Linked DNA regions of Homo sapiens: regions 2 and 3 are each linked to region 1. Evidence: read pairs that join two places in POLR2A ChIA-PET (ENCODE). Cell type or tissue: GM12878. All regions are shown on one strand. Each heading gives the region's core, and the rest is flanking DNA. Links, peaks and the distances in the headings are about the cores only. Region 1 overlaps HECW1 (HECT, C2 and WW domain containing E3 ubiquitin protein ligase 1). Region 2 overlaps LOC107986787 (a long non-coding RNA gene). Region 3 holds the start of LOC107986790 (a long non-coding RNA gene).

Region 1 (11,008 bases), core at 3,043-8,042:
ATTTCCTTATATCTTTACAAATATATGAAAGCATTTCCTATTTCCTTGTATCTTTTTTTTTTTTTTTTTTTGAGATGGAATCTTGCTCTGTCGCCCAGGCTGGAGTGCAGTGGTGGCGATCTCTGCTCACTGCAAGCTCTGCTCCCAGGTTCATGCCTTTCTCCTGCCTCAGCCTCCCAAGTAGCTGGGACTACAGGTGCCCACCACCACGCCCGGCTAATTTTTTGTATTTTCAGTAAAGACAGATTTTCACCATGTTAGCCAGGATGGTCTCGATGTCCTGACCTCGTGATCTGCCCGCCTCGGCCTCTCAAAGTGCTGCGATTACAGGCGTGAGCCACCGCGCCCAGCTGTATCTTTACAAATATAGTACATACATTATTTTCTTGTTTATTAAAATCCTCACCAATTGATAAATGAGCAAATTAAACTATTGTTTCACTTCACATTATTTTGATAACTAGTGAGATTAAACAGTTTTGCAGATACTTTTGTCCCTTTGCACTTACTGATTTGTGGGTGGCATCTTCGTGATCTTTGCCCATTTTTCTATGGGTCTGTTTGTCATTTGTTTTATAATTTAAGATATCCTTTATATGTAAAGAATTGCCTTTTATACATATTTTCAATATTTCCCCCCAATTTGTTGTTTGCCTTTGGATTTTTGTTAATTTTTTTTATGCAAATACTTTTTTTCATTCTTTGGTCAGAGCTCTCAATGCTTCACTTGTGTTGTTGTGGTTTAGTCTTGCGGTTAGAAAAATGAGAGCTGCCTTCACCTCCACTTGGATTTTCTAATACTTTTATGGTTTTCTTTCTTTTTACATTTCAATGCTTTGACTTTATTTTGATAAAAGAGAGATATAATGTTTTCCCTCCATAAATGTCCTAGAGGCACGCGTTGAGTAATTCATCCATTCTCCCTTGGTTTGGAAATGTCACTTTTATTCATCGCAAAGTCTTCAACGTATCAGTGTTTGTTTTTGGAGTTTCTTTCGTTCCATTGATCTGTGGTTCTGGTCCAGAACCACACTGTTAATTATTGTCATTTACTATACTTTTAATTCATCTCATTAATTTTCTTTTTTTCAAAATTTCTTTAGCAATTATGATGGCTTACAAATAAATAAAATGTTATTTCTCCTATTTCTTTCACAAAGGCCAATAAAATTGTATCAAATTTCACCTCAGGGACAAGCTCTTTTGTTCATGAGTTTCAGCACTTCTACTGTTCCCGCCCGCTGTGCTGTGCCTTTTACAGTTGTCGTATTTATTTATTTACTTACTTATTTTTACCTTATTCAATTTACTTTCCTTATTTAAATTTTATAACATCTCTCCATTTCTACAGGTTTTTTTTTTCTCCTTCTAAACCATCAGCTTTCTTGAAGGGATGTTGGCCCTGGGTGTGTGAGTCCCCTGGGTCCTGTGGAGTAAAGCGGGGCTGGGACCTTTGAAAACTCAGAGTCCAGGGAGTGGTGACACACAGGTGGAACTGTGTGTCATGACTGATTGGGAATGAAGGATGACAAAAGAATCTGAATTAGTGTCACTTTTTCAAGAGGCCTCCCTTTTGCAGTTGCCCATTGGTTTCTATGACATGGTTTTTGAGATTGCTTTGGGTTTTTTTTAATGCTATTGGTACAATTATTTTTCATTATGTTGGTTAATGGTATTCCTATTGGTAATGTTTTAGATTCAGTCTGAGAATGAGAAGAGCTGGTGGAGGGAAGTTAGAGATCCCATAGCAACCTCTCTGAAGTGTGGCCTTGTCCTGAGAGCAGAGGGCTCCTAAGCCTCTAGATCCCTTGTGTAATTACAGTGCTTGGTGCACAGCACAGCCCTAGGCAGTATCTGTTGAGTAAATGAATGTAAGGATTGTGTACAGTTCTTAAATCAGAAACAGCACCAGTAGTGCATGGTACAGTGAGACACATTTTCTCTGGCTCTGACTGAGAAAGATATTTCAAATATCGCTTTCAGATAATGCAGCCTTGTGAGATAGTGAACTCTCCATTCCTGGAAGTATTCAAGCTAAGGTTGGAGAGGTGATGACGGTTTCCATTATTTTGGAGGGTGAACTTCCAAGGTCTCTGTATCACTAAGGTGATTCTGTTACTCCTGGCTAATTAAGCTTATGTTTTAGATTTTTCCTTTTCCTTTTTCTCCAGTCCCTAATTCCCATATACACTTCTCTGCAAAGTGTCTTCATTGTGGTGTCACTTGTGTGTATCTGTGTCCTCTGTGCTATAACTGCAATGTGACCCGTTTCCCATGAATGTCCTGGGGTGGTGCTTGAGCTTTTCATGGGCTTGCGCCTTTCACCGCCCACTATTGAACATGCAGATGTGATGGTGGCATCTGTCACTTGCTCTGTGATCACTCTTCTCTCATAACTGGTGGAAGGAAAAAAATGATTTCACGTTAATGAACACCATAAACAATTGGATATCCACTTTAGTGAACATCAAGATCTATCCATTAGTGTGTCTTATCACTCTCAGCTACTTTTTTTCGTTTCCTTGTGTTTTGTAAGGAATTGAAAAAGAAAGCAAGATGATATTTAGAACTTACTTGTTAGTGGATCAGTTTCCTTGGGCTGCCGTAACAAATTACGACAAACTTGTGGCTTAAAACAATAGAAATGTATTCTCTCAAAGTTCTAGAGGCCAGAAGTCTGAGATCCAGGCATTGGCAGGGCTGTACTCCCTCACAAGGCTCCAGAGCCCAATCAGTGCCTTTCCTCTCCTAGCTTCTGGGGGCTCCAGTTGTTTGGTGGCTATGACTGCATCACTCCAACCTCCATCTCCATGGTCTGCCTCCTCTTCTCTCTGTCTCTCCTCTGCGTGTCCCTCACAAGGACACTTGTCATTGGATTTAGGATCCACCTGAATAATCCAGGATGAACTTTTATCTCAAGATACTTGACTCAATTACATATGCACCCTTTTCCCAGATAAGGTCATATTCACAGTTGCCAGGCATTAGGACATGGACATATCTTTTGGAGGCCCACCATTCATCTTATTACAGGCAGTAAGCCAGGAGATTCCATAGGGAGAAAAACTGAGTAAGATCTCACTTGGAGATCCTGGGAATGCCTTTTAATACAGAGGTAGTGGTCCCTATAAACAAAGCTCCCATACTACTGTAATAATAACATTGTAATAATAGCAGCAGTAATTTATGGAGCACTTGTTCTGTGGGAGGCATTGTTCTAACTACCTTTACAAGCATCATCTGAGCTAATCTCTCAACAACTCTATAAAGAGGCAACTATTGTTACTGTTGTTTTACAGATGAAGAACATGAGTCTTAGAGAAGTCAAAGAAGTTGCCTAAGGTCACATGAGCAGTGAGCAGAGGAGTTGCTTACCTTTGTTAGACTCCAAATCCTGTGTGACTATGAAACTCATTAACTGAAACAACCCGGCACCTTTGGACCTGTGCAGGCAAAGGCAAGGGAGTTGACCAGGAGCACACAGCACAGACGAGAACAGTCCCAAAGCCTTTTGCTGTATCCCATCTGTGCAAACCACTCCCAATAAACAAACAAACACACACCAGGCTTCTTGAACAATTTCTCCCCGTTGCCAAGCTATTGGAAGAAAAGAACGCAAATCCGATCAGATTCATTACTAGTTTGAGGATTGCAAATACATTTCACCTTGGGTTGGATTGCGAACCATATATGGAAAGGACACCATGTTGATCAGTGTGCATGCACACACACATACACACCCCCACTGTGTGCAGTGACAGAAGTGCTCATTGTGTGCCAAACACCACCCTTGTTCTGTCCGGGGGGAGGTGCTGCGAAGACTGGGGAGATGGAGGCAGGCTCTGCTTCTGGCTGGATTCCTCAACCCACCTCCCTAGGCTCCCTGACCTTCCATTTGAAGGTCCAGGCCAAGTCGCAGACCATATGCCAGTTATCCAGGGAGCTTGCTACAAGTCACCCTCATGCTCCTGGTCTTCCATTCCCAGCCGTCAGCCAGAACCCAGATTCAGTGACCAGTTATGACCCCTGGGAAAGAGTTGCCCCAGGTTCGATCAACTAAGCTCCCCCAAATGGCTCTGCTTTAATTCTTCCTAATCTTGTTCATTCCCTCCTTGCCTGCTACATGTGGCTGCCAGGAACCCTCACATCTTGGGTCTAACCACTGAGAAATGGTGGAGATGTTTGGATTTGATGGAAGGATTTGGACAAGCAAAGATGAGGGTATTGCAGGTGACTCGAACAGTTGAGTACAACTGTAAAGAAGGAAGTCATTGTCCTGTTCTGGCAAGAGCAAGTAATTTATTTAGTATTTCTAGAATCTCAGTCTAAGAGAAAAAACTGGGCCTTGGGTGACAGGAGGTGGGCAGGAGTTCATCCTGCCCTGGCTGGCAGATTTCACACAGGGAGAAGAGCCAGGGCAGGCAGCGAAGAGAGCGGTTGGAGGCCCAGGCTTGGGTGGAGGTAGTGGGAATGAAAGGGAGCCAATACATGGGGGAAGTCAAAGAGCAGCTAAGGACCAGGCTGGGGAGAGGAATGGCCAAAGAGAAGTCAGAGTTGGCCCGAGTCATCTGGTCTGCATGGGCTGGAGACAGGGAGGCAGCAGAGAAGGCAGGAGGAGGAAGGGCTCAGCCATTGGCACTTAATAGTTATTATTTTTATGATTTATTTATGCCTCAATTACTTTCAAAAAATTAAAGCAGCTAATAAAAAGTGCATGACCAATAAAATGTTAGCACATATTGAAACAGTGTTTTGCATAAGTTGAGTTGAAGGTGCCAGTGGGGCCTCCTGGGGGAAGATTCAGCAACATTGGGAAATCAAGAAGGCACCAGGGTGTCCTCTGGATCGAGCCTTGAGTGGAGGGGGCTGCTCGGCATCTGTGCTGTGTGCCCAGACTCCCCTCAGTGCACCCCTCCTGTGCTCCCCATGGGAAGACACACCCCTCCCTCCTTCCTTTATCAGGCCTCCTGAGGGTCAGGCCCCTGCAGGGCCAGCAGCCATGGCACAGTCCTTGGTGCATAGTGGGTGTGTTTCAGGGCCACTGGACTGGACTTTCCTTTTGGTGTGGAGGGAGGGAGAAGCAATGGAGAAAGAGGCGAGGACAGAGAGCGCCACATCCTGGGGTCAGATCTCCAGGACTGATGGTGCATGTGAGGCAAGTGCAGACTCTTCCAGAATTAGAAAGGAGATGCCGAGCATGCAGCCGCGCTTCCATGGTGTATGATTCAGAATATTTGTCCTGCACTCTGCAGGTCATCATAACACAAGCTCATTCATCAGCGAGTGTCTTAAGAGTGAAGAGTCATGGCTGAAAGCAGAAGGATGAATCAGTGGTTTCTAAAGGTTCCTCTCTCTCTGAGTCAGGGAATGCCCCTTTGTCTATATTTGTAACTGCTCCCTTGTTTCAGAACATTTCCACTTTTGGAGAAATGCCATAAGTTAGTCTGGCTTGAAATTTGGTTTCAATAGTAAGGCCTTCTCAATCCCTAAATGATGAAAATAATAAAATAATGGAAATAAAAGGGATTTTAATTTTCCCTGGCATCTATTTCAAGTATTATTACAGTGCACTGATTGTTTGTAATGTTTATTGAAATGTGTCAATTTCCCTTTTTCTTTTCCTCTGTTTTCACTTTTGTGTCCAGAGTTGGAGATTTCCAGAACACATTGGCAGCCATGTGCATACAATTTCCAACTTTAGAACACTGTGTATGAATTATGTTACATATCATGAGGTTAGAAAATAATGCAAAGGACACTGGGCTTTTGGCGGGGGGGGGTGTTTGTGTGTGTGCACACAGGTATGTGTGTGTGTTTGAATACAACAGCCTCTAATGACATCAAAGGTCATTAATAACAATTCAATCAATTATCCGTGAAGGTGTAAGATGCTTACTCTGTGGAGTTTAGATAGATTTGAGAACATAAGAGTGATTTTATTTTTGCTTTTTGTGCATTTGAAAAGGACACAACTCTCCTATGCAGAGTTTTTGGTTTCTGGTTGTATGATGCTTTTTATCCATACATAGGCGTTGTGAGCCCACTCTAATCACTTAGATTTTTTTTTAGTAATAGTTTCCTTACAATCAATCATGCCAGCAGTTGTGAAAATATGCTATAAGCTTTATATTAAGACAAATAAAGTTGAGATGCTGTGTCTCCAGCAGAAATAACTTCCTTTCTATTTCTTATTTCAATCAGTCATGCCAGAGATATAAAACCATGCCATCAGCCATTTGCATGTGTTGAGATTCTGAGTCCCAATGCAGATTTAAAAGAGGACTTTCCCTCTAACTCCTTGCCTATTAATATACTCATTCACTCATTCAATTATTCAACCAGTGTCTATGAGCTCCTGCCGTGGTTCAAGCACAGCTGGAGTGGCTAGGTCACAAAGATGAATTGGACATGGTTAAAAGTCTTCCTTCCTCTCTGGTGAAGGGATTTTTGTTTGTTTGTGTTTTTGGTTTTTTTTGAGACAGAGTTTCACTCTTTCGCCCAGGCTGGAGTGAAGTGGTGCTATCTCAGCTCACTGCAACCTCTGCCTCCTGGGTTCAAGCAATTCTCTTGCCTCAGCCTCCCAAGTAGCTGGGATTACAGGCACCCACCACCACAGCCAGCTACTTTTGTATTTTTAGTAGAGATGGGGTTTTGCTATGTTGGCCAGGTTGGTCACGAACTCCTGACCTCAGGTGTGTTCCACCTGCCTTGGCCTCCCAAAGTGCTAAGATTATAGGCATGAGCCACTGTGCCTGGCCTGGTGAAGGAGATTGACTTTGAAATGGTGAGTGATAAGCTAGATGCCTACCCAAGCTATAATAGTATTAGGATCTAGAAGCAGCACCCAGGCCAGCTGCAGGGTGGAGATGGATGAGGGAAGGCTGACCCCTGAGCCAACTCTTATTATTACTGATATTTTAAGAAAAGATAGGGGTTAGTCACATTACAAGTAAAAGCTTTTCTTTACTAAAAAGATGTTTTGTTTATTTCACATTGTACAGTATACATTATCCTTCAGATTACATTTTATTGATGATTATAGATGATTCATAACTTGAGAGGAAGTATAATAGGAACCTTTGTCCACTAAAGAGTACTAAGACACTGAGGTGAATGCTGCAAACCATTCTGTTGGTCAGGTGGAAAGGGCCCATTTGAATTATTGATCTTAATTAATTACCAGCACAGGACTGAGGGTGGGGCCAGGGAGGGCAGCACAGGCCCAGGCCATGGCTGGTCATGGGTGATGACAGGTGCTCCTGGAGAGCTCAGCAACTGTGGCCGCATGTGGATGACCCCGTGTGCCAGGCCCCAGGGGACTTCACCTCTCAGGCTGTAGGCAGCCACTGAATGACGCAAGGCAGGCAAGAGGCATGACCAGAGTGGGATGTTTCCAAAAGACCCCTTTCTGATGAGATAGTGGATTCACTTCCCATTGCTATAACAACTTATCACAAACTTTATGGCCTAAAGCAACAGGAATTTATTCTCTCAGTTCTGGAAGCCAGAAGTCTCATATTAGGTATGAGAAGGGCCATGCTCCCTTCAAAGGCCCTAGAGGAGGATCCTCCCCTATCCTCTTCCAGCTCCTGGTGGTGCTTGACCTTTCTCGGTTTGTGGCCACATAACTCCAGCCCTTGCCTTCATCTCCACATGGCCTCCTTCCCCTATGTCTCTGTGTCTTCTCTTCTATTCGAGGAATACTAGTCATTGCACTTAGAGTCCACCCTAAATCTAGGGTGATTTTATCTCAAGATCCTTGCTTAATCACCTCTGCAAAGAGCCTCTTTCCAAATAAAGTCATATTCTGAAGTTCTAGAAGGGTGGATATGAATTTAAGGGATCCACTATTCAACAACTCCAGATGGAGGGAGGTTGGAAGAGGTTCGGAGGATGAGGTCTAGCAGGACATGGGAGGACATTACAGAGGAACCTACAAGAAGTGAAAGAGAATGCATAGGTGGCATGCTGGGGCAGGTTTCAAGAAATGTGTGTTCAGGAGGAATAAGGGAGGAAAGGGTAAAAAAGAAGGATGAGGGATTGTGGCGTAAAAGCCAAACCTTCACAAATTTGCTTTCCACCCATGTAGGTATCTTCTAGCATTAAGTTCTAGTTCAAGTACCACCCTCTCTCCTGTAATGGCTGACAAAAGTGTTACTAGGATCACCTCATTTAATTCTTAAACAGTACTATTATGATCACTCACACTCTAACACACACCCTGTTTTAAAGAGGAAACAAATTGAGGCTTGGAGAGGTTAGGTGGCTTGCTAGTAAATAAATGCTGGAGCTAGAATTTGAACCAGACAACCATACTGTAAGCCCAGCACTCCTGAATACTCACACATCACACATACCCCTCACCAACACCACACCACCAAGTAAAATTATTCCTCCCATCTCTAAATCCCCATAGCCCGTGGTGTACGCTTCCTTTCGGCATTTGTTCAATTACCAACTAGTTTATTTTTACAAGTAGATTTGTGTACGTGTCGTGAGGAGAGGGACTGGACATGTTTCACTTTTGCATGATGTCCCCAATATCTTGCACCTGCATTGCACAAAGATCATGTTTATGAGTGTTGAATCATGGGATGCTATCTTAATTCAGACCACAATTATATGTTCAGCCTGTGTGAGAGACAGAGAGAGAGAGACAAGGAAACATACAGCTATTATACAGTATGTGGTGTGCAGGGATACAGGTGAACACACAGAGACCTTGGGATGCATCTCATATGTATGTGCCAGCTGGGCATGGTGGCTCACGCTTGTAATCTCAACAATTTGGGAAGCTGAAGTGGGAGGACCCCTTGAGGCCAGGAGTTTGAGACCAACCTGGGCAACATACTGAGACCCTATCTTCTCAAAATTTTTTTTTAAATTAGCCAGGCATGATGGTGTGTGCCTGAGGTCCCAGCTACTCAGGAGACTGAGGTGGAGGGATCACTTGAGCCTAGGATTCTGAGGCTGCAGTAAGCTGTGATTGTACCACTACACTTCAGCCTGGGTGACACAGCAAAACCCTGTCTCCAAAATAATAATAAGAATAATAATAATAGTATGTATTAATCAATAGGGATAAGAGACACATACATAGACAGACACAAATCAGTGAAGGAGGTGAACAGGCAATTCACAGAGGAAGTAAAAGTCAATAAGTATACGCAAGGATACTCAGTTTCACCTGCAATTAGCACTATGCATGTTAAAACACTGACAAGATATGATTCTACTCCAACCAGATTGGTGAAATAAAACATTTAAGGGGGGCAGGAAATTTCTCATTGTTCACTATAGAAAGATATGCACCAAACTGATAATAAACTGAAATGGTGGCTTCTGAGAGCTTGGGTGAGGGGTGATTTCTTGGAGGACTTTACTTTTACCTGTAGTATTTAAATTGTTTTACCAGGAGAATATGTTCATGCATTACTTGTATATTTGAAATTAGTAGGGAAAGAAATCAAATGCTCTCCCTCAATTTACATTACTGGGTAATTACAAGGGATCATATGCTATTCATTGCTACTCCCATAGCTGAAAGAGGACCCTGCATTCCCAATTCTGTCATCTTTCCACTACATTTTGATGATAAGTTAGATGAGATCCGGAAGTTCAGGAAATACCTGTATGGAGGTGAAATGTAAAGCCTAGAGCTGTGTTTCCCAGGGGCTGGACACTTTATTGTCATGGGGGCTGACCTGCGCATGGCAGGGTGTGACACAGCATCCTGGCCTCTGCCCACCAGATGCCAGTAGCAACCCACCCCTCACCCTTTCTACTGTAAGGTGTAACAACCAAAAATGTCTCCAGACATTGACGGATACCCCTGGGAGATACACCCTTTTCCCCATTGAGAACCACTGGTGTCCAGAGAAAGCTCAGAAAAAGAACTTAAGCATCCCAACTCAGCCCAATTTCACTTCTATGAGAGTAAAAGTAATGGGCTTAATCATCATATGCTAGTACTTTGCTCTTGCCTAAAATGACCAGTGTTATAAACTCCTTAACAAAAAGTACATTATATTGCTTTTCTTATCTTTGTATCTTTTTTTCTTTTCTTTTTTTTTTTTTTTTTTGAGACGGAGTCTCGCTGTCGCCCAGGCTAGAGTACAGTGGCATGATCTCGGCTCACTGCAAGCTTCGCCTCCCGGGTTCACGCCATTCTCCTGCCTCAGCCTCCCGATCTTTGTATCTTAAACACATCTCATCTTCCTCCTCATGATGCCAATTCCCCACCCCCAGGAGACAATCCCCTACCTGGTGAGGCTGATTGATTTTGAGCCTCTAGGGTAGCACAGAGCCACATGTATAGAGGGTAAGTGATTACTTTGTCTGCCAACATCGTCTTTATCAGAACCGCTGGACAGATCATTTAATGCAGGGGTCCCCAACCCCCGGGCCATGGGGCTGGTACTGGGCCATGGCCTGTTGGGAACTGGGCCTCACAGCAGGAGGTGAGCAAGCATTACCGCTTGAGCTCTGCCTCCTGTCAGATCAGTGGTGACAAGATTCTCATAGGAGCACGAACCTTATTGTGGACTGCACATGCAAGGGATCTAGGTTGTGGGCTCCTCATGAGGATCTAATGCCTGATGATCTGTTACTGTATATATTAACATGTAATAATATATACATGTATATACATTATATATTACAATGTAATAATAGTAGAAATAAAGTGCACAATAAATGTAAAGTTCTTGAATCATCTCAAAATCATCCTCCCCCACCCCTGTCTGTGGAAAAATTGTTTTCCACGAAACAGGTCCGTGGTCCCAAAAAGGTTGGAGACCGCTGGTTTCACGGGCACCCTTGGCTCCCAGTCACATATGAGTTGGGACTCTTGGTTATGGAAGAAACCCATGCAAATTAGCTTAGGCCAAAAGAAGGGGTTAGTCACCGTAAGGTTACAGCTCGTGAACAGACCCGGAAGGGACAGCACACTCTCACTGGCAGAGGTCAGGGTGGCTGGAAAATAGAGGTAGCAGGGGTTGCATTTGAA
Region 2 (11,008 bases), core at 3,453-8,452, 1.7 Mb before region 1:
CTGCTCTGCCACCTACACTGCCCGCTCCCGTCCCTTGGATGCAAGGATTCAGCCTCGAGTCACACTTTCTCCTGAGCCTCTGTACTAACTCACAAAAAAGGAGATGGCTTCTCACAAGCCTCTGAATTAGGCAGGCTGGCACATTCGAAGCTCACATTCTGTTACCTCCACAGAACCTCTGGGGACAATGACAGTGTCAGTGTGCACAGATGAGGTCAGAATGACGACTGGCCATCTCACCTAACTCTTGCCCATCAGCTGTTGTGATCGAAAATGTAAAAGTAAATAGACCCCTTTTCACTGCCCGAGTCTGGGTGGACCTCACCTGATAGCAGGCAGTGCCCAGGGAGCCCCCACTAACCCTGTATTCCGCAAGGAAGTTGTCTCCGTATTGAGTAAACTAAATTTTTCCAGGGCTTGAGGGGGCCAAAAAAGGGTCTTGGCCCACATATTTGCTGTACAAGGCCAAGAGCTATTTTCTTTGAATGAAAAAATAATTTTTTTCTAATTTTGTTTGTAAATTTCACAACTTATATTTATTTCTCTCCTTTCCCCAAAACCTCTCAGGGTACATGAAAATGCAGTAGCAAACATTCGGAGGGTAAAGAAGAAAGGCAATCACATTTCATGAGCCCTTACTTTGCATCAGACTGTGTGCTGAGCATATAATGTCAGTTACAGCTCTGTGAGCTAAGGAACTCTTGACTCCTGGTTCACAGATGAGGCAGGTAGGGAAAAATGACTTAAATTACTTTCCCACTATTTAATATAATGTCTCACCTGTTACAAACCTTTGCCCATCCCTGTTGCAAATTACTGTCGATGAAATTGCTGAGGGTTCAGGATTCCCTCTATAGACCTCCCTTGGTTCTGAAGAGGAAAGCAGCTGCAGAGGAGTGTAGGGCAACCTTGTTTACAACTACGATTTCCTTGAGCACATTCTCTAGATCATGGCAGGCAGGCAGAACTCATTTTACATGCATTGTTGTATGCTGCGTGCCACATGTTACAGAGGTCGGTGGAAGATGAGGAATATCTCGATGATTGTCTTCAGGAGTTATAGGAAAAACAAAAGTGAGAGTAACAACAACAACAACAACAAAGGACGTCACAGAGAAAGAAAAAGTCTGGGCCAGGCGCGGTGGCTCATGCCTGTACTCCCAGTACTTAGGGAGGCTGAGGCACGCGGATCACCTGAGGTCAGGAGTTTGAGATCAGTCTGGCCAACATGGCAAAACCCTGTCTCTACTAAAAATAGAAAATTAGCCGGGCATGGTGGCTGGTGCCTGTAATCTGAGCTACTCAGGAGGCTGAGGCAGGGAGAATCACTTGAACCCAGGAGGCGGGGGTTGCAGTGAGCCGAGTTCGCTCCGCCGCACTCCAGCCTGGGCGACAGAGTGAGACTCTTGTCTCAAAAAAGAAAGAAAGGAAAAGTCTGGCTTTGCGTCCATGTTGACTAGGATGACAGTGGTGATGGAGGACATATGGAAAAAGTGGTCTATGAAGGAAGGAAAGTTTGGGTCCAGGTCATGATCTCTGCAATGAGCTGTCTTGGTGTCCTTAGGCAAGTTACTTAACCTCTCTGAGCTTTCACTTCCTCATTAGAAAAATGGAGATGATATTAACCCCAAAGCATGGACTGATTAAAATTTTACATGAGATGTATTGTTCTATTTTGCTAGGAAATAGGATCTCAGTAAGCATCTCCCACAGTTGCCTGCCCAGTATTTTATCCTGTGAACTAATAAGAAAGGTGCCTTATAAGTAAAGTGACTGTATAATTTATTGTCAAAACCAAAACACCTTTGTGACCGAAGAAGTCCACTCTTAATAATCACGCCAAAACAACACACAGAAACTGGAATCGTCCCAGGAGAACAAGTCACTCTACTTACAGAGACAGTTAGGGAAATTTCTGGTCCAGGAAAATCAGTGGGCTTTGCTGACAAGGATGTCCAGAAGCTTCTAAGAGTAGATTTGAATGAAACCTGAAGTTCACAGGCTAAGAAAAACAGACAGGCTTCTTTAGACGTAAATGGGCTGACAAAGAGAACAATTTAGTTTGGCCCTGGGAAATAATTGAGTTAGTATTAGGAAGGGAAACTGGAGACAGGAAGAAGGAAAGAAAGACCCGAAGGAACCAGATCTTGAAATGAAACTACGTACCTACAATTTGCCTCTCTACACTTTGGAGTTAATATAATAACCCATGTTCTTACATTCCAAACAGCTGGTTATATTTTAGACTCTTGATGACTCATTTTTAAAAGGGCACCCAAAGCAAAAATATTAAGAAAGCAAGGTTTACAAACCTAGCATGATCAGTTCAAGAAGTCCTAGTCATTCAGCGGAGGGTAGTAGAATCTAATAGGATCTTCCAGGATTTTGTCCTAGAGATTCTTATTGTGCAGCATGAAGACCATGGGCAACAAGGGGCTGGGACTGTCTCTTGAAATTGCAATATAGTTAGTCCTCCACCAATATTGGTTTTCCCTAGCATGCTGCAGTCTAGCAATTTGATATTGTGTGCTCTCTATGGAATGCAGTCCAGTCCCTTTAATCAAAAGGAACCCTCACTACATTCCTCCTTGCAGTGGGCCTGTGGGCAGACAGAGGGTTAGAGAAGGGAGGAGAGAATGAGGTAGGCTCTGCCCTCTGAACATATGCAGGGAAGACTAGACACAGCAAAGCAGATCCCTAAGACAGAATTCACTTTATATGCAAACATTTTTCCAAGACAAGCAGACATGAAACGAAGGAGACTACAAGTCTAAAATGCATTAAATTTCAAGCAATTAGAACCTAGTTAAAAAAAAGAAAACATAAAGTGTAGGCTAAATAATTAAAAATTGTGGAAGAGAGTCTTCCCCAGTTAACTTTGATATCAATCCATTTAAAAACTGCATTAAATAGAAGTTTTAGGAGCCTTTGACTCTCAAAACAAATAAGATGTCCATGTTAAATGCATCTTATTTGAGAGTCAAAGCCTCCTGAAACTTCTATTTAATGCATTTTTAAAATGTGTGTGTTGGTAGCCACGGCAGAAGGATCACTTGAGGCCAGGAGTTCAAGACCAGCCTGGGCAACATAGCTAGATCCCCCTTCTCTACAAAAAGATAATCAAATAGCAGGGCATGGTGACATGCGTCTGTAGTCCCAGCTCTCTGGATGCTGAGGCAGGAGGATCACTTGAGCCCAGGAGGTTGAGGCTGAGGTGAGCCATGATCGCTCCACTGCACTCCAACCTGGGCAACAGAGAGAGACCCTGTCTCAAAAAAAAAAAAAAAAAAAAAAAAAAGAGGCTGAGTGTGGTGGCTCATGCCTGTAATTCCAGCACTTTGGTAGGCCGAGGAGGGTGGATCACCTGAGGTTAGGAGTTCGAGACCAGCCTAGCCAACATGGCGAAACCCCGTCTCTACTGAAAACACAAAAATTAGCCAGGCATGGTGGTGAGCACCTGTAATCCCAGCTACTTGGGAGGCTGAGGTGGGAGAATCACTTGAACCTGGGAGGCAGAGGTTGCAGTGAGCTGAGAAAGAGCTGCTGCACTCCAGCCTGGGTGACAGAGCAAGACTTTGTCTAAAAAAAAAAAAAAAAAAAGTGTGTGGCCGTAAATCCTGGAAACATAGTTTCTTCTACAAAGTGAATATGCCTTTGATACTATTATGCATATTCACCTATGTTCCCAGACTTTGTGGACACTCCGTGGGTGCAATGCCATCTTTATTTGTCTTTGGTAATAAGGAGCTACCCTAAGCATGCCAGTCTTTTTTTCTCCAGACACCACATGTGCTGTGCCCTCCTACATCTGCTCCACCTCCCTTGCCATGAAAGCTTACTCACTTCAGGTGATCTCCTTCCTCGATTGTCTCAATCTGAGAAAGAAGAGGCGTGTGAAGAAGGGTCATCAACTGTTTAAATGACATCCTCTCCACTTCCAGGGGAGAAAACTGACCCACAATATGCTATGTACCACGAAGAATCACAACAATTTTTAGGAAAATATGGGGTTATGTAAGTCAATTATCTTTCACTTGCAATCGATGACTAGACCCACAAGGATAAGACAGAAGGTCAGCTTCTAAGATGGACCCCAATAAGCCCCACCTCCGGTGTAATCCATGCTATAGGCCCCCACCCCCTGTCTCCACACATGATACCAGGGCTGGTCTGTGGGACTAGTGGAATACAGCCGAAGTGACAGCATGCGACGTTGTGTCTTCTGCCTTGCCCTCTCTTTCTCTCTCAGATCACTTGCTCTGGAAAAAGTCAGCGGCCAAATCATGAAAATAGTCATGCAACTCTACAGAGCGGTCCATGTGGTGGGAAACTGAGGCCTCCTGCCCACAGCCACATGAGCAAGCCATCTGGAAAGTGGCTTCTCCAGCCCCTGTCACCTTCAGGTGCCTGCAGCTCAGGCTGACATCCTGGCTGCAGCCTCAGGAGAGACACTGAACCAGAAGCACCAAGCTAAACTGCGCCTGGGTTCATATACTCAAATGACATGTGAGTAATAAATGCATATTATTGTTTTAGTTACTAAGTTTTGTTGTAACTTATTATGCAGCAGTGGCTAAAGAAATACCACATCCCAGATGTGAGCAAGAAGCCTTTCACACATCATACCCAAGAAATCTATGGGATCTATTCTGGGAAGGGGCTTAGGAGCTGAAAAACTTTGGGAATAGCTGACCAAAATGCATAGACAGCTGCTTAATTCCACTAGAACCATCTTATTATATCCCAGTGGTAGAAGCACAGCCTTAGATACTATTTCAGGGTGAGAAAATTAAAAAGGAGAAAACAATTTATAAATGTAACTGCCACAGGCCAGATAGAATCATGGTCAACTATAAAGACTTCGACTCCCTGGGCTCAAATCTCAGTGCTTACTTATCATGAGATCATGAGTAAGGTCTTAAACTTCTGTTGCCTTGTCTGTAAATTGGGTATGAACACTTAGGGCTGATGTTTTTACTTTTATTTCACAGATGAGAAATCTGTGCCATTGAGGGGTAAAGCAACTCCCCCGGGGTCACTCAGCTTATTCAAGGCAGCCCTGCTCTAGAACATGTGGGTTTATATCTATTGTACTCCTCTGTCCTTCAGTAATAACATGATGTTGTGGTAAGCATTAGAGAGGCTAATGCATGTAAAAACTTTAACATAATAATCATAAAACCAATGTCAGCGCTTTATCTATTTACTTAACCTCATTGTTAATTCCCAGCCTCCTGGCTCCGATAGCCCTGTGGTTCTCAGGGAGCTCCTACGATCGGGGGATCGGGTGACAACTCTAGGTTTATCCAGAAAAGATAAGGGTTCAATGAACTTGGGGCATGAGTAGAGACAGACCTCTACCTTCCTCACCGAGCTTCCTTTCCACCTGAAGAGCTCAAGTTCTCTGTCTTTGGAAGTGGCCCCTAGGCATCGCTATTTAAAAATCCTTTCTACCAACACATTATCCCTGCATCCCCTCACCCCTAAAATATCAGTTTACCCAGAAGGAAGGCAACCAGCATTGGCTCCCAAAGAAGAAAGTCCAAAGATAAAATGAGGAATTTGATTTTATGAAAATCAGAACTAGAAAGCAGAAGACAGGGTCATCTAAGCTAGACCCCAAAACAGGAAATAGTCATGTATTGGACAAGTACAGTCTGGCTTTGCTTAAATGACTCAAGATATGCATCCATCTGCTGATAACTGACCGAGCAAAAAATGTTTCTACATAACTGCAGAAACCTTTTCAATATTTTGACCCCCAACATTTGTTTTTCACTGATTTGCTTCCTTTTTTAACTTTGTGGTGAAAAGTTTTAGATTTGACATATTGAAAACTAGATGTGCATTCTAAATGCTCACTATGCTGCTTTATGCTCACAAGCTGCATTATGCTGCTTGTTATAGATAAAGTCACAAAGTAACTTCTGTGTCAATGGGTTAGTTCCTGGACTAACAGGAGGGGGAGACATGGAGGACAATATCTGGATCAACAAAAAGACTGGCATTAGCCAAGGTTGCAGCCAGCCGTTCCCTTCTTGGATTTCATTATTTGGGGACTTCTCATCTAGCTCTGTCACTCATTAAATTGTGTATTTAGAATTATGAAAACAAAACGGGGAGCCAAAGGTGCTACTGATGGCTTAGAGGGATTACATAATGATGGCAGCAATTTCCATTCAGAGGTTTTAGAATTACCACACAGTGTGATCTCAGAAATGAGAGACAATTGCAAAAGGGAGATGGTTTAACTGCTGTTTTTTCCACTACAGGTTCTCAGTAGAAGACCCCAATTTTCACCCTAGGGAGGAAGATGGTTTCAGAATTATTAGTCTTCTACTTGCTGTAGAAACTGTTTACTTCTCTTTTCCTTCTTTTGTGTCTCAAAGCTCACAACTCCACAGAGACCCAGGAAAGAATGCTTAAAACAAGAGTAAATATTATTACACATGTGGACCTTTGAGATATTTTTAAAAAGCAGTAACACCCTGCTCCGCTGCTACTATACTCACAGACTCTCCTAAACTGTTTAATGTAATTCCAATATTGGATTAGTTCAAAATGTCTCCATCTGGGGTGCTAAAAGGGCATTGGGTGACTATTGTGAAAGTCAAAAACTCCTAATCTGAAAATTCTAAAATATACTGATTTATTTATTTTTGATGGACTGTACAACTGTGAAGAAGCTAAAACTTTCTTAAACAGGTTCAAGACTTTTCCACAATTCTGGCTGGTTAAGTGTTTGGGCCCAGGTGAGGCCCATTCATTGGTCAGTGAAAAATCTCAGTGATGACCTCTAGCCCCTACCTGATGACTACACAAGAGAAGATTGCTAAGATCTAACAATGTTATTGGGCCGCCTTGATAACTAGCTGATAGGCAGTTCAATAGCAACTTAAATAAGAAGAAAGCATTAAAGGAGTAAAGAAAACTCAGCGAAAAAAGCAAAGTGTGTAGGATAAAATTTTACAACATCATCTCCTGCTAGCATGCATTAATGACAGTGGTAGACTTCTCACACTTCATAACAAATCACAGCCCAGTGTACTGTTTATTGAACTTGAAAGGGGTTCAATAAACAACAACTCTTCAATAAATGGACTCTGAGCTATAGTTACCTTAAAAGATGATGTACAATGTGCAGTTTGCAGGTAGCAATGCTTCTAGTGAACATGTGTAGAGGAGACCAGCTCTGGAGTGTTGGGTGCATGTCAGAGTCCCACATGTTAAGAAGGATATTGATGAACACTTAGCCCCATGGCAAGTAGCAAGCATAATGAGGAGGTTGGAGAAAATGGAGGAAACGAGAAATGTTTGCACTGGAGAGAAGATGTAAAGACTCCAAAAACATGGGGAGCAACCATAGAGAAGAAAGTGTAACTGAGTCTGAGAGGCTCTGAGTGACACAGCCAGGGGCAGTGTGTTTGCACTGCAGGCACTGTGCTTTCAGCCCCACCCCAGGATGATTTTTTAAACAGCTAGAACCGTGGAATGTCAGAGTATGCTGCCTCTTTAAGGAGTGAGAGAGAACAGCAGTCAATGGATGACCGCTAGCCAAAGATGCTATCCAAGTTATTTTTTGATTGGATGAAAGAGTGAATGAGATCAAAGCTTTCCTAACTGTGCTAGATGGAACCCCTTCTCTCAGGGCCACTTAAAACTGTGTGGCAGGAGAAATGAGCCCCAAAACTCCCAAATGCTTCCACAGAGCAATGACTCCTTTATCTGTTGTTGGCACTGGGCCTCTAACTTCAAGTAAGGCATACTTGAACAAGGATCCTGTAGCTAAATAAAGCATTTTGAAGAAAATCGATGGCTTCTAAACTGAGCCCTTCAACAGAGCACAGAAAACCAGGAAGAGGGGCCCAGGGCCGACTGCTTCAGCAGAGCAGCTTTGATGCTTCCTGATTCACACATAGGGCCTCTGAGTAAATTTCATTTGTATAAACGTTTACACAGTTAAAAAGATTTCAACCACTAGCTTAGATCACATCCAAAATCAAGTTCAATTCTTAGATTTCTGTAATTTTATGTTGCATGACTGACTCTAATCTTATCATTTCTTAACTTCCCCTATGAATCATTTTTTCTTTTCATTTTCTATTTCTGAAATCAAAGCAAATGCTTCGGGATAAACTGCCCATTTCAAGAAATTGCAGAACTGAGTTCTAGGCCCACATGCTGAAATTAGTTATAGGACTCAGAATCAATTTAGGAAGATGCTAGGACAGTAATCGTAGTGAAATAATACTATTCATCTGTGTAGTGTTTTTTTTTTCTTTTTTCTTTACAAAGGATCTTAATTTCCATTACTGTATCTGATTCTGAAAACAATCCTGTGAAGAAGGCAGGACAGATAAAATTATTTCATTATTCAAATGAGTAAACTGAGACATAGAAACATATATGTCACATAATCAAGAGTTAAGTAGTGTTTTGTTTCCAAAACTCAGTTTTGGAAGTTTTGGTGTAATGAATTTTCTATAACCATGTAACCTTAAGTGGTCAATCTTGCAGTAATAGCTGAGAACTCTAGAAATCTTTTTAATATACTTATCTTTGGAAGAGAAGCTAGAGCTCAAGTTTTTTGCTGAGAAAATATTATCTTCAGAGAACATTCTCTTTTTTGAAGGTCAGATCTTTTTTTACCTTTTCAGAATCTGGATTTTCACAGGAATGCACCACAGTTTTTAAGAGATTTGATCTTCTGGTGGACTTTTGTTATCAGAATTTCAGCTTTTGGCCTTGAAGTCAAGTTCTGTTTTTAATTCCTAACAATATTCCATTAACCACAACAGTGGCACTGAAACAAAACAAAGCAAAACTTTTCAGAGCTTTTAAAAGGCCAGAAACATTGTGTTAAGTGAGACTGCCATAGACTGCTTGGGAATTTTTTAAATCTACCATTCTAAATGGACAAGAGATAAACAAGAGGGTCCTTATTTGTAAGCCTAGTACACTGTCCAGAGCTCACCTCTGGGGAAACTTGAGCCAAATAACCAATGACCAGCATTTACTTTCCACTTGTCATCAAGGAGTAAGGCTTTCTGAGTGGTCAACGGTCTGTGCCAATTCATTCTGAGAGAAAGATATTACAGGAGAAGCTAACTTTACATTAATCTACTTTCCTGTCTTGGCTGTGACATTTTCTTCATCTTATCAGAGTAGTTAAAAGGAAACGTTGTGGGGTGAGGGGAGTGGGGAGGGATAGCATTAGGAAATATACCTAATGTAAATGACAAATGACGAGTTAATGGGTGCAGCACACCAACATGGCACATATATACATATGTAACAAACCTGCACGTTGTGCACATGTACCCTAGAACTTAAAGTATAATAATAATAATAATAATAAAAGGAAATGTACAAAGATCAAATAGATGTCTGCAAAATTTAGTGGCATGAGAGGAGATATTTGACCCCTTCCTTTCCAATTTCAAAAGAGGGAATTTACCAAATAACTTTTACAATGAAGGAAAAGCAAAATCATCATCATCATCATTATAAAACTTGTCCTAGTGTTATAAATTAGGAAAGATTGCCTTGCAAATGATGGAAAAGTCCAAGAATTTCCACTAGATGTTTTACAGATGAAATCAAGTTTTAAAAGGACACCCAGGGCTCCTACAAAATTTCTCCCCAGAAAGCCAAGAAAACAATGTGACTTCATAAGAAAACAACAGAGGAGATAATAAACGCCAGGAACATTCCCTAGTCTAAAGGCCTAAGGCGGGTGTTGGTATCAGAGAGTAACACGTATATTCAGAAATGTATATGTACAGCTAGCAGTAATCATAGTAGTTGTAGTACTGGTAGTTGAAAATTTTATTTGTATGCATTGGTCTATATTTACTGTTTTGCGGATAGCCCTGGACTTCTTTAAGTACCCAAATTCAGATCTTTTTTAGGACAAAATAGTGTGCTTTTATGCCTCTCTGTATTATTTCTGTTCTACTTCATATGGTTTGTTCTTCAATGGATCTCTGTTGCCTTTACTTTTAAGCGGTCAACATTTTTTTTCTGATTATTTTCCTTTGCTCAACATTCTGTTTCTCAACCTGGCTCTCCACATCACTAATCACATTTTTCAATGCCACAGACACTCTAAATGGATTCCAGATTCACCTTTTCAGACTTCAAGGCTCCCAGAACAGTTACTTCCCAAATCAAGCTGGCTCTGTTTCAAGGAATATTCCTCACTATGCCAAGGAAAGTTACTGGCTTCTCTCCTGCCTCCTGCCCTCCCAAAGTAATTCTGCCAAAGTCCTTCTGTTGCATGCAGTGGGTGGACACCTGGATGCTGGCATTGCCATCGGATTCTGACCTTTAAAAATGTGTGTGCGCTTGTGTGTATGTGTGTTTACATATATTTGCTAGCTCTGTCCAATGAGAATGCTGGAAAGCAGCAATACCTCAATAGTAATGAGCACACCTGGCACCCAGATTTTGGTTTCTAAATACCATTCTCCACTAAAAGGGTTTCTTGGAGAAGTGGCTGATTCAGGACTGGAGCAGGAAAAATACAAGGTAAATATTGAGCATTTTACTGTGCAAGAAATTATGGTGATACAGCAAAACGATGCAGGTGCCATTTTAAAGGAACTCCCACTGCCTAATTGAGGGGGCAATTTGAGCATTAAAATAAATAACAGTGTTAATAGATTATAATCCATGGAATGATATGGAAAATGATTAGTTGACAGAAATATTTAAAAAGTTTTATGAAGAATATGATCTATACAGAATTTCAAAGTATTTCTCTACAAAATACTTCTTAAATACAAATGGAAAAAGTGCAACTTTACTGTGGAGAAGGCTGAATAATAACACCTCAGTCAAATGAGTAAAGATAATCAGTAATAAGGAAAATAGAAATTGTGAACCACCTGATAGAGTGCAATGAGTTGTCCATAATATTTCTGCTCTCCCACTATAGCTAAACATGGACCTCATGGGAGACAGTAAGGGGGAAAAAATATTAAAACCAGAGCCTAAAATAAGGTGA
Region 3 (11,008 bases), core at 2,081-7,080, 89 kb before region 1:
TTTTATTCGGTGAAAAGTGGGGAGAAAAAGGGGGAAACAGGGATCCTCAACAAGTCAGAGTCCCTGCTAGAGTGCTTGCCGCCAGCGGCTTGAATTCCAGGTTCCACACAGAAGAGGAGGAGCTGGCTCCTCCCTGCTGCAAAGGATGTGAACTATTGTGGCTCCATCCCAGTGTGCAGGCCAGCTGGAGTTTCTCTGGGGACCCCCTCCCACCTGGCTGTCTCATTCCCCGCTCTAGAGAGGTACATCTAACTGCCATTAGAATAAGGATAAGGAAGAAGAGCGATCTTAACTGCCTCCTGCTGACAGGGGGCGCTGTTTTGGGGGAAGCCGCAGTCAGAGCTCCCTCAGAGGCCTATTTAAGGGTTCCCAGCAGAAAGGGTCGTCATCAGAGGCTCCTGTTGCATGACTGACTGTAGTTTGATGGCCTGAAGGCAAGAATAGACAAACCAGCTTATTAGAAAACATGTATCAAAACAAAACAAGGAGAGGGGTAAGAACAGCTCAAAAATTCCAAGGCCTTTTACCAGTTTGCACAAGGCCAAAAGCCCAACTGGTTAAGAAAAAACTTTACGCTTTTGCCAGCATGTCAGTCTTCTGGGTTCCCTTCCCCTGAGCCCATTCCTAAGCCAGCCAGGTTAAGGTTTGGGAAATTAATTCTTTCCAGTTTGGAGGATGTTTCTGAGGGGAGTGTCCCATAGTATGAAGACACAATTACCTATCAGTGAAGAGGACAGAGGAGGAGAAAGGAAAAAAAGAAGGTGTTTTTTTTTTTTAAAAGGAGTCCTAGAGGTTCAGGATGCATTCAAAAGGGGTACAGACTGAAGGCGAATGGCTACCCATCTAGAAAGAGGGGGGCAGGCATCCCTGGTTCCCTTCTCTTCCTAGAAGATACCCAAGGTATTGTGGGACAATCAAAGATGGGAGAGACCGAACAGAGTGAGTCCAGGAAAGGTCTTTATTAAAAGGTGATCACCTGGCTCAGTAGGACTAGCGTCCAGGAAAGTCTGAGCCCCGGACAAAGAAAACAGCCACTTTTTAAGCAGCCAGTGGCCGGGAACTATGTGATGCAGGAAGTGTACTTACAGAAGTGAGAGCAAAGGCAGTTGATCAGTCTTTTACATTTATTTATATTACATGTTTCACATCTTTGGGAAACCATTAACTGTATAAACCATTTCTGTGTCAACCTTGTAACTTTGCAGCTGTGCTAGGGAGGTGAAGCAGGAACTCGCTGAGCCTCAAGGAATGTGAAACTAGCAAGTACAGATAAGGCTCGCTGAGCACAAAAGGAAAAACAGGCAGTTAGTATTTTTCTCTAACTTACACTACGGGGTGGGGCTACACTACAGTTAGCTTTGGAAGGAAAAAGTAAACATTTTTGGTTGTCTTTGATTATACTTGTAAAATTCATAAATTCCTTCTTCAGAGGTACATGAGGGAGAGAGGGAAAAGCATCCTCTTTCCTCTTCCATCTTTGCATCCCCAAGTCCCAGCAACCTTGGCAGGTGCCACCTTGGGTGGAAGAGCGGCTTGCACCCATGAAGCAGGGGGCCTAGTGGGTGAGAATCATCCGCTCTTATCCACATATGCCCTATCTCCCCTGCTGCCAGCAGCCTTGGATTCCCTAGACCTCATTTATGCCACGGATATTAATGTGGTCTTTATCCATGAAACAGGAAGCCTGGGGTTGGCTTAATCGGCAGGAATCAGCCACGCTTACCTGTGTTGTGCCTTTTAATTTCTGTTATTGTCTGCCTCTGGATCCCTCAGATCCAGTTTTCTTTCCTAGGGCTTTGACCCGATGCTTGGAATTGAGTTTGGGACAAAAATGTGTCTCAGCGGGGGTTGCATGGACTTCTTATCATAAGCCGAATGCAAAAGTGAAGCTGTGGAACTGAGTCCTCCTCCAACAAGAGAGAAAAGGATGTCTTGTGACACACCCAGATAACTGGTAGCTATATTTATGCTTGACAGAATTTGGGTGCATGGTGCTTGGCTTTTGTTAGCTCCCTTGGTCTTACTTTCCCAAAAGGAAACCTCCGAGTGATGGGCATCCTATTTATTCCATTACCTGGCAGGATTTGTAGGATAATTGCTCAGAACTAGAATATTGATCTGAATTTCTACATTACCTATCCCCTTTGTTCTTTCTGAGCTGCAGCCAGGGATTGCTGGTTGGTTCATAGGAGCAAGCAGGGTTAGTCTAAAATGTAGGCAAAAACTTAAAAACAACGAATGAGTTTAGAATTTAATGACAAATGTTGACCCAGCAATCCCATTACTAGGTAAATACCCCAAGGATTATGAATCATTTTACTATAAAGATACATGCACATGTATGTTTATTGCGGCACTATTCACAATAGCAAAGACTTGGAACCAACCTAAATGTCCATCAACGATAGACTGGATAAAGAAAATGTGGCACATATACACCATGGAATACTATGCAGCCATAAAAAAGGATAAGTTCATGTCCTTTGCAGGGACATGGATGAAGCTGGAAACCATCATTCTCAGCAAACTAACACAAGGGAAGAAAACCAAACACCGCATGTTCTCACTCATAGGTGGGAACTGAACAATGAGAACACATGGACACAGGGAGGGGAATATCACACACCAGGGACTGTCAGGGGGTGCGGGCTAGGGGAGGGATAGCATTAGGAGAAATACCTAATGTAGGTGACAGGTTGATGGGTGCAGAAAATCACCATGGCACATGTATACCTATGTAACAAACCTGCATGTTCTGCACATGTACCCCAGAACTTAAAGTATAATAAAAAAAGAATTTAATGACAAATGTATAAGTTTTGAAACATGATTTCTCTCTCCAGTCCTCATTTTTGTTAAAAAAAAATCATCATAGGACTGAATGGTTTACAAAATAAATTTTAGTCTTATACTTGGCCTGATTATTTGCATAAAGTGCAGCAAGAATAATTCTTTCTAATTAGGCCTTTTAGATTGGCTTTGATGGAAGTTTGTTCCACAAGGAATCTCAGATAAGACCTTTTAAAACTGAGCCCAACCATGGGTTTGTATCCTCAAAACCCTGTGAGTTGGGTGATCCTTTCCTCTTAAGGTCCCATAATAAACTTGGAGCTCCTGGACCTGTTAGAAAGTGACATTCTTTACTGACCACAGGTCAAGAACCCTGTACACGGACTGCATAGACAAGGGTATGAGACCAGTTTCCTCACTGGGCTTTTATTGGCTCTGCAAGTCAAAATTGACTCCTTAAAGGGAAGCATACCCTTCCAGTCAAATCCTTGGTAAAATAACGACTTTCTCCAATTGTGTTCTGTTGCAAAAGAAAAATGGATTCTTATTGCACTGATGCAAACAATGATATTGCCATAAGAATATTCACAAATAGTTTCCAAATTCTAGAGGATTCAGGCAGAGAGAAACAAACGTGCTCCAAATTTTTATCACAGGAGTGTATAACTTACTTATTAAAGGCTGTAAATAGTTCAAAATAAGTTTCCTTGACTCTGAAAAAATAAAACAAGGATCAGAAATATTCCAAGCAAAGGTCAAAAAGATTTGCTTCAGCTTCCTGAGTTCAGTCCAGTTAGTTAATTCTTGTTTTGCTTGCTATTCATGAACATTTCAGCTCTTTATGAGTCCTATACATTTTCCTTTATTCCAGTGATACAACCTCTAAAGTTATCAGAAGCCTGCATTTGAGAGCACCTGTTAAAGTTCTATAGCTCATTATAAACCATTTTTGAAAAGGATTAAAACAAGACAACAATTGTCTGTGAATAGCAAAATGTCCAGGATAGTTACTGTTAGAAACAACGATTGACAAAGAAGTTTGGTTATTTCCACGGTTTACAATAACCTAACATAACAACCCTAATTACGATGGATAGCATATACTTGCACATTAGAATTTTAGATAATCCCATACAATTTTGGAACATATATTAGCATTATTCACCAAAATATAACCTAAAGAAGATTGAGCATCATTTTGGCAATCCCATGTACCTAAACATGTTAAATAATTCCTTTTACCTCTTTTCTGGACACTTCATGGGCCCTCTGAAGTATTCAAAAAGCCAGGTGTCAGGAAAGACAATTTTAAAACTTAAGGTCGATTTTGGGCAGCCTTTTAAATATGTTTAAAACACTTGATATTATGAAATAGAATTCCAGATTACCATAAGTTATTTATTTTGCCAAAAAGATGACTTCGAAATTTTAAATAATCAAAAATCTTTTATAATCCTTTAAAAATTTTGCCAAAGAGCAGATTAACGCCTTAGGAAACCTTGTTATGCTTTTATTTCAATGCTCAATTTACAGAAAAAACCATATAATACCCTTTTTTGAATTTAGTCAATACGTTCACACACAGAACCTCTTCTGCAAGATTGATTTCCGTAATTCTTCTACCCCTTCTTTGAACCTTCAGCTTTTTCCTGATTTAACTCAAAAAATCCTTTAATCCTTTAATCCTTAAAAACTTTAGGCAAAAGTTTACATTTCCATGCCTTCTTATAACCTTTTACTAAAAAATACATTTTACTGTTCTTACACACCTTGCATGCAAATCTATTTCTAGTAGTTTCAATTAACTCCTAGCTATTTTTAACTTTAAGGTAAAACTTGGTAAGTTGCTTTAATTGTGTGCTAACTGCAGCTAAGCTTTGCCCTCTTAGTTAAGGACGCGGTTAGTTCCTTACGTCCCCAGGTCTTACCAGTTGTGAAGCCAGAAAGTCAAATAGTTCTCAAAACCCAGAAGTCAGTTTGCAACCTCAAAACACTTAGCAAACCTTGCATCTTGAGGGACTAAGTGGCTAAGTTGGCTGGACTTCCTGGGTCCCTAGGGACTTCCCTAAGGGGATTTTTTCCCCTAAGCCAAAATAAGTCACAGCTGCAAGCTAAGGGCTTGAAACGTCAACCAATCAAAGGGGACTTTCCCCTAAGCCAAAATGAGTCACAGCTGCAAGCTAAGGAATTGAAACTTCAACCAATCATATAGGGCGTTTAAGCTCTAGCTGCAGCCTGATGTTTTTAACCAATCAGGCCTGCCAACCCACAAGTGGATAGAACATAAGCTAATTCTATAGGACAGAAAAAGGAAAAGAGGAGGGGTCATAATGGGATATAAGCATAAGACACCCAAGCCAAAATCGGCAACCTTTCCGGGTCCCCTTCCACCACGTGGAAGCTTTATTTTCGCTTTAATAAGTCTTGCTACCGCACACTCATTGGGTCTGTGCGTTTCTCTAATCAAGCTGTAACACTCGCCGCTGCGGTCCACAGCTTCATTCCTTGAAGCCCGTGAGACCACGAACGCTTCAATCGAGAAAAACCTTTGATCTGAAGAAGACTTCTTGTCTCACATCTGACCTGCATTTAACCAATAATCTTTAAGGCTGTTTTTATTTCTCAAAGATTAAAGTCACGTGAACTGAAAGGTACCACAGCTTTTAACTTTCCTTAAAAAAATACTTGATCCAAGCACTTGTTTTTCTTTAGGGCAAATTAAGTAGAGCTCTTTTTACAGACGTTACACACAATACACACACAGAGAGACAGAAGAAAACCCAGTCTTCACAAGATCCTTTTTCACAAGCAAAACTTTACAGAGTACAAACAGTGATAGTTGGGGGACCTGGCCTAGTAAAAAAAGTCTTCCAAAAGAAAAAAAAAAACAACTTTAAAAGTTAACTGCTGACGGGGTAGAGAAGTGGAAGCAAAAAACAGTTTTTAAATGCCTGGAGAAGAACCTCTTATTCTTATGCAACTGGTTCCTCCAGCAGGGAAAAAAGCTTAAGCTTAATTACTGTCCAATAGAGTTAAACCCCTTGGCCAGGGAAGGGGAAGACTGCAGCAGCAGTGCGTGGCTGGGAACCAGCCAGCCAGCTGTGCCGGACCCTTGGGCCATGCGTCCTAGGCCCAGCAGGGAACAGGCAGGGAATAGCGGGTGGAGGGGAGCTGCTGCTCACGGGTCCCTCCCAAAAAAGGAAAGAAAAGGCCATGAAAAGGCCCGGGAGTGACGGGGCGGGGTGGAGGGAGCGAAATGGTTTCCTCCATCCTCAGAAGTGTGAGGATGAAAAGGCTCAGAAGCAACAGTGAGAGTTTTTGAGTCCCCATTTCACTCACTGCTTCTCAAGCCCCACACTGGGAGCCAAAAATGTTACAGGACTTTTTTAGTTCAGCTAAAGACAGGGTCCTTGTCCGTCCCATAGCTATGAAAACTTAGTCTCATAGACAGTTTGAAGGGTGAGTAAGACAGGGTTTTATTGGGTGAAAAGGGAAAAAACAGGGGAAACAGGGATCCTCTACAAGGTCAGAGTCCCTGCTAGAGAGCTTCCGGCCGGCAGCTTGAATTGCAGGTTCCACACAGGAAGAGGAGGAGCCAACTCCACCCCGCTGCAAAGGGTGCAGACTTCTGTGGCTCCGCCCCAGTGTGCAGGCCAGTTGGAGTTTCTCTGGGAACCCCATCCTCCCTGGCTGTCTCAAATACATGGAAGATATACACTGATTCAGCCCAAAAAGGTGGGATATCTTCAAGTAGGGGCTTCCAGGTTATAGATAGATGCAGAGATTCTTCAATTTGCAAATGGTTAAAGGAAGAATACTCTGTAAAAATTCGGAGTCAGCAGAAAGGAATGTTTAAGATAAGAAATTCTGTTAACATGGGTCAGAGTGACGTATAGGGGTGTGTGACTTAACCATTGTCTGGCATGGCCTTAGGTTTTGTTTATAATTTGGTGTCTTATTGTCACAAACAGTTAATGTTATGTTCTTTTTGTTGTTGTTGTTAATGTTATGATCTCTATTTTAGCATTAATGCCAGTCAGTTGTGCCTAAACTCCAAAAGGGAGGGGGTGTAACAAGGCGTGTTCCACCTCCCTTCCCGTCATGTCTGGGGATTCAATTTTTAAAGTTTCTCTGGGGTACTCTTGGCCAAGAGGGGGTCCGTTCAGTCAGTATGGAGCTTGGGATTTTATTTTTAGTTTACACTATATACCTATACCTATATCAATATATATCTTTAAAATCAGAAACTAAAAGTATTTAAAGTGGGCAATTATTTCAGCTAAGGAAAGGGGATTCCTGCTCATTCTTGGATCAGAGTGGGAATAAATTCCCAGGTGTGGTTGAAGTAAATGGGATGGCAAACCAGCCAACCCATGGGACCCTAGACTGACTGGTGTATAAAATGATGATACAACCCCATCAAAATATTGATGTACCTGCATAAATGCATGGCTGCAAACTTTCACAAAAATGAACATAGGAAAATATAAATGTGTATCATGTACATATTTTTTCATTTTCTGTGTATTACAACGTTTTGACATCTTAAAATACTCTTTCTGAGTACAGACTGACTCTCCTGGGGCTAGCCAGTTCCTGGAGGTAACAGAGAACTTAGCTAGGAGCATGCCTTTGATATGCAAACTAACCAGCCGGAGCCATACCTCCTCTTCCATCCGAGGAGGAGGCAACATTATCTGCCTTATTACCCCAGGCCAGGTTCCGGGCAACTAGGGACCACCTTTTTGGTTTAGAGCCCACCGAAATGATTCAAACTAGCCAACTCTACACTGCCTCCCCTGCCTTGCCTTTCCGTTTCTGCAAAATCCAGAATAAAAATACTGGCTTTGACTTTCCTCGGCCAGTTGACCAAAACCCGGCACTTCCCCTGTGACCCTGATGATTTGCTGTGACCCCTGCTCTAGAACTTGGGAATATAACATACTTTGTTCTCTTGTGCCTCTCCTGTGTTCCCTCTTGTGGCTGCACCTGACTGACCATCACCTAAAAGAGGACAGAACAAAACACTTGACAGCTAGTGATAACCTTGAAAAAACAGAACTCAGCAGATGGAAGGAGAGAGCCCTACTGTATGAGCATCGTGTGCTGAGACCTGCTATTGACTCCCAGGTACGTTACACGTACAATCACTAAGCTCCAAAAACACACTACAAGGTAAGAATTACTATACTTCTGTTACAGATGAGAAAATTCGAGAATTAAAAAGGCAAAGTAAAACACCTAAGACTTCATAGCAAGTCTTATGAATTTTACACCATCACACAGGATGTAAGAAATATAATCTGTTCTTACTTTCTAAATCAAGTTTAATTGAATTGCTGGCAGAGGATTCAGTCTCTGACACTGCTTGGGCTCCCTCACTGGCCCAGGCTCCTACAGAAGTCTCAAGAGAATCATGTCATTCAAAATAGCACTAATATCAGAGCTACAAAAGTTGATCTCATGGAGGTAGAGAGTAAAATGATAGACACCAAAGGCTGGAAAGGGAAGAAGGGAGGGAGAAATGAAGAGAGGTTTGAGTGAGTATGCAAACACAGTTAGATGGAAGGAATAAATTCTAGCATTCAGTAGCATGGTAGAGTGACCATAGTTACCAACAACTTATTGTATATTTCAAATTAGCTAGAAGAGAAGATTTGGGATGCTCTCAACACAAAGAAATGATAAATGTTTGAGTCAATAAATATCCCAATTACCCTGATTTGGTCACTACCCACTGTGTGCACACACCAAAATAACATATGTACCCCATAAATATCTACAATTATTATGAACCAATTTTAAAAAATAGCTCCAAAATAGTTATTATAATCTTTAAGTCACACCAGTAACCAGAGATATGCTATTATTCAAAGCTCTATGATCTTTTGTCAATGGTACAGCACTAAAACATCTTCCCACAGACTGGGCACATTGGTGTATATTGATTAGTCCCCCCAGCACCCCGAATACTAGTCCCCTCTGAGGGCTGAGCAACCCTCCTCTCTCCAGCTCATGTTGTAAGGAAAGAACTCACTCCCATTCTTCTCCTCTTTAGAGACACTCTTCCCACATTAGCCCCTTCCAACCTATGTGCTATTCCTCAAACACTACATGCATTCAGAGATTACAACCACCAGAAACAACACAGTACAGGGAATAAGAGTAAGCATGGTGATGATGGCAGGTTGGATCTAGGTGGCTGTAGTATCCACAAGTTAAAAATGCCCTTTGGTAGTATTGTATGCTACCTATATTACAGTTTTATATAAAAAGCCATTCTACCAGATTCTTGTCTGTGGATTTAAAACTTAAGAACAAGAGACACTGGGGAAATTACATCTTAATCCAGCTCCTCACAGGTGCAGCCCATCACTCAACCTCTGACTGTACATCAGGGCAGACATCAATGCACATCAATACATCAACAGATCCAAAAGTACATTTCAGGTACAGTATCTCATATGATCCCACTCTATGACATTATGTTTGACACTTGGTCAGCACTGAATACATATTTGCTGTGTACATTCTGTAGGAAGTAGACATCAATGGGTGGTAAAAATGTAGGGAAATGATGTGATTATACCTGTGCGTCATCAAAATCACTCACCAGGCAGAGGGACTTGATGTGGTAGATAGTAGAAGCAGAAAGACCAGAATATCTTTTAACATTTATAGTCAATCCTCATTACTTGCAGATTCCAAAAAAATGAGTTTTACCTCTAGCTAACATTTATATGCAGCCCCCAAATCAATACTTGCAGCATTTTGAGGCCATTTGTGGGCATGCACAGAACAGCAAAAAATTTGAGTCACTCAACATGCACGTTCTCCACCAAGGCTGAGCAAGCCAACACTCTGCCTTCTTGTTTCAGCTCTCATACTGTAAACGAGTGTCCTGTTCACAGGCTACTTAATGCCACATTTTTTTATGGCTTTATGCATTTTGATGGTAATTTCTTGGTTTTTTTTTTTTTTTTTTTTTGAGACTGAGTTTCACTCTTGTTGCCCAGGCTGGACTACAATGGCGTGATCTCGGCTCACTGCAACCTCCACCTCCTGGGTTCAAGTGATTCTTCTGCCTCAGCCTCCCAAGTAGCTGGGATTGCAGGTGCCCACCACCACACCCAGCTAGTTTTTTTGTTTGTTCTTTGTATTTTTAGTAGAGACAGGGTTTCACTGTGTTGGCCAGGCTGGTCTCAAACTCCTAACCTCAGGTGATCCACCCACCTCGGCCTCCCAAAGTGCTGGGATTACAGGCGTGAGCCACCGTGCCCAGCCTTTTGATGGTAATTTTTCTGTTTAAAATGCCCCTCCGGGATAGTACTGACATGCTGTCTAGTGTTCCTAAGCACGAGAAGGCTGTTTTGTGCCTTATGGAGAAAATACATGTTAGATAAGCTTCATTCATCCATGAGTTGTAGTGCTGTTGACCATGAGTTCAGTGTTAATGAATCAGCAATTATAAGGTATCTTTAAACAGAAACACACATAATGCAAGGTTATATATCAATCAGTTGACAAAAATGTTGTGCACCAGGGGCTTGCAGGAACCTAACTCTGTATTTTCTCTAGGAACAATGGTTCCATCTTCACTAATTCTGTGTTCAGGGTAACTTTGTTCTAACTACTGTGAATCACAAGAATAGATTGTATAACCATATAAATATTTCATTTATTATTTGTATTTGAAAATCTGGCAGTAACACCTATTGACAGCAAAAAGGGCCAGAATGCAAGAATTGGTTAACAAACACCAAGTTTGCAAATAGCCCCTTACTCAAAGGTGAGTCCAAAACATCATGGGCTCAGAGGCAGAGCCCTAAGGAAAAAGTAGATAGAATCAGGGAAGTGGAATGAGATCACCAAGTCTCAGAGGAGGAACAGATGACTGAAACTCTCTTTTAGTGAGACCAGGAGAATTTTTTTTAAACTTCTGTATCCCCAAATCAAATTGCAGACATGGTCTTTGAATAAATATCCATAAGGAGAGAACAGGTTGACAAAATTTTAAAGATGCAGAATGAGATTTCTAAATTAGGAAAGTCACACAAGGAAACCCAAAATACAACAGAAGAGTTAAAACACAAATGATGGCAGAAAATGACAAATAAAATTTGCCCCCAATGAGTAAGTGATAGGAGCAACAAACCTGGCTAAATCTCCTAGGGTGTAAAAGTCTCCCAGGACAAAAGGGCAAAAATATGAAAGTTAC

What was found. Peaks named below come from ENCODE experiments on the same cell type or tissue, not always from the same donor. Only the 100,000 strongest peaks of a DNase experiment are listed, where the experiment ranks them.
Region 2: POLR2A ChIA-PET joins it to region 1 with 5 read pairs; 1 of 35 experiments calls an interaction of 5 or more read pairs at or near these places.
Region 3: POLR2A ChIA-PET joins it to region 1 with 5 read pairs; 1 of 35 experiments calls an interaction of 5 or more read pairs at or near these places.

What each region holds. Positions count from the first base shown.
Region 1 is chr7:43,159,627-43,170,634 of GRCh38, forward strand. All of the region lies in intron 2 of HECW1 (HECT, C2 and WW domain containing E3 ubiquitin protein ligase 1), which reads left to right. HECW1-IT1 (HECW1 intronic transcript 1) reads left to right here. Exons shown (of 7, transcript NR_135295.1): 6 at 1,984-2,089; 7 at 3,300-3,561. Among named protein-coding and RNA genes, the nearest start is that of MIR3943, 14 kb to the left of the region's middle. RefSeq lists an enhancer at 4,943-5,002. In GM12878, for the core only: no CTCF peak of the experiment used is centred there; a DNase peak (open chromatin) is centred at 5,335; H3K27ac peaks cover 655 bases.
Region 2 is chr7:41,470,351-41,481,358 of GRCh38, forward strand. It overlaps LOC107986787 (a long non-coding RNA gene), which reads left to right. Exons shown (of 5, transcript XR_001745183.2): 2 at 4,250-4,506. Among named protein-coding and RNA genes, the nearest start is that of INHBA-AS1, 220 kb to the right of the region's middle. In GM12878, for the core only: no CTCF peak of the experiment used is centred there; a DNase peak (open chromatin) is centred at 6,290.
Region 3 is chr7:43,071,561-43,082,568 of GRCh38, forward strand. LOC107986790 (a long non-coding RNA gene) reads right to left here and starts at 4,819. Exons shown (of 3, transcript XR_001745189.2): 1 at 4,719-4,819; 2 at 294-428. RefSeq lists a silencer at 1,770-2,064 and an enhancer at 5,850-6,642. In GM12878, for the core only: no CTCF peak of the experiment used is centred there; a DNase peak (open chromatin) is centred at 4,851; H3K27ac peaks cover 1,077 bases.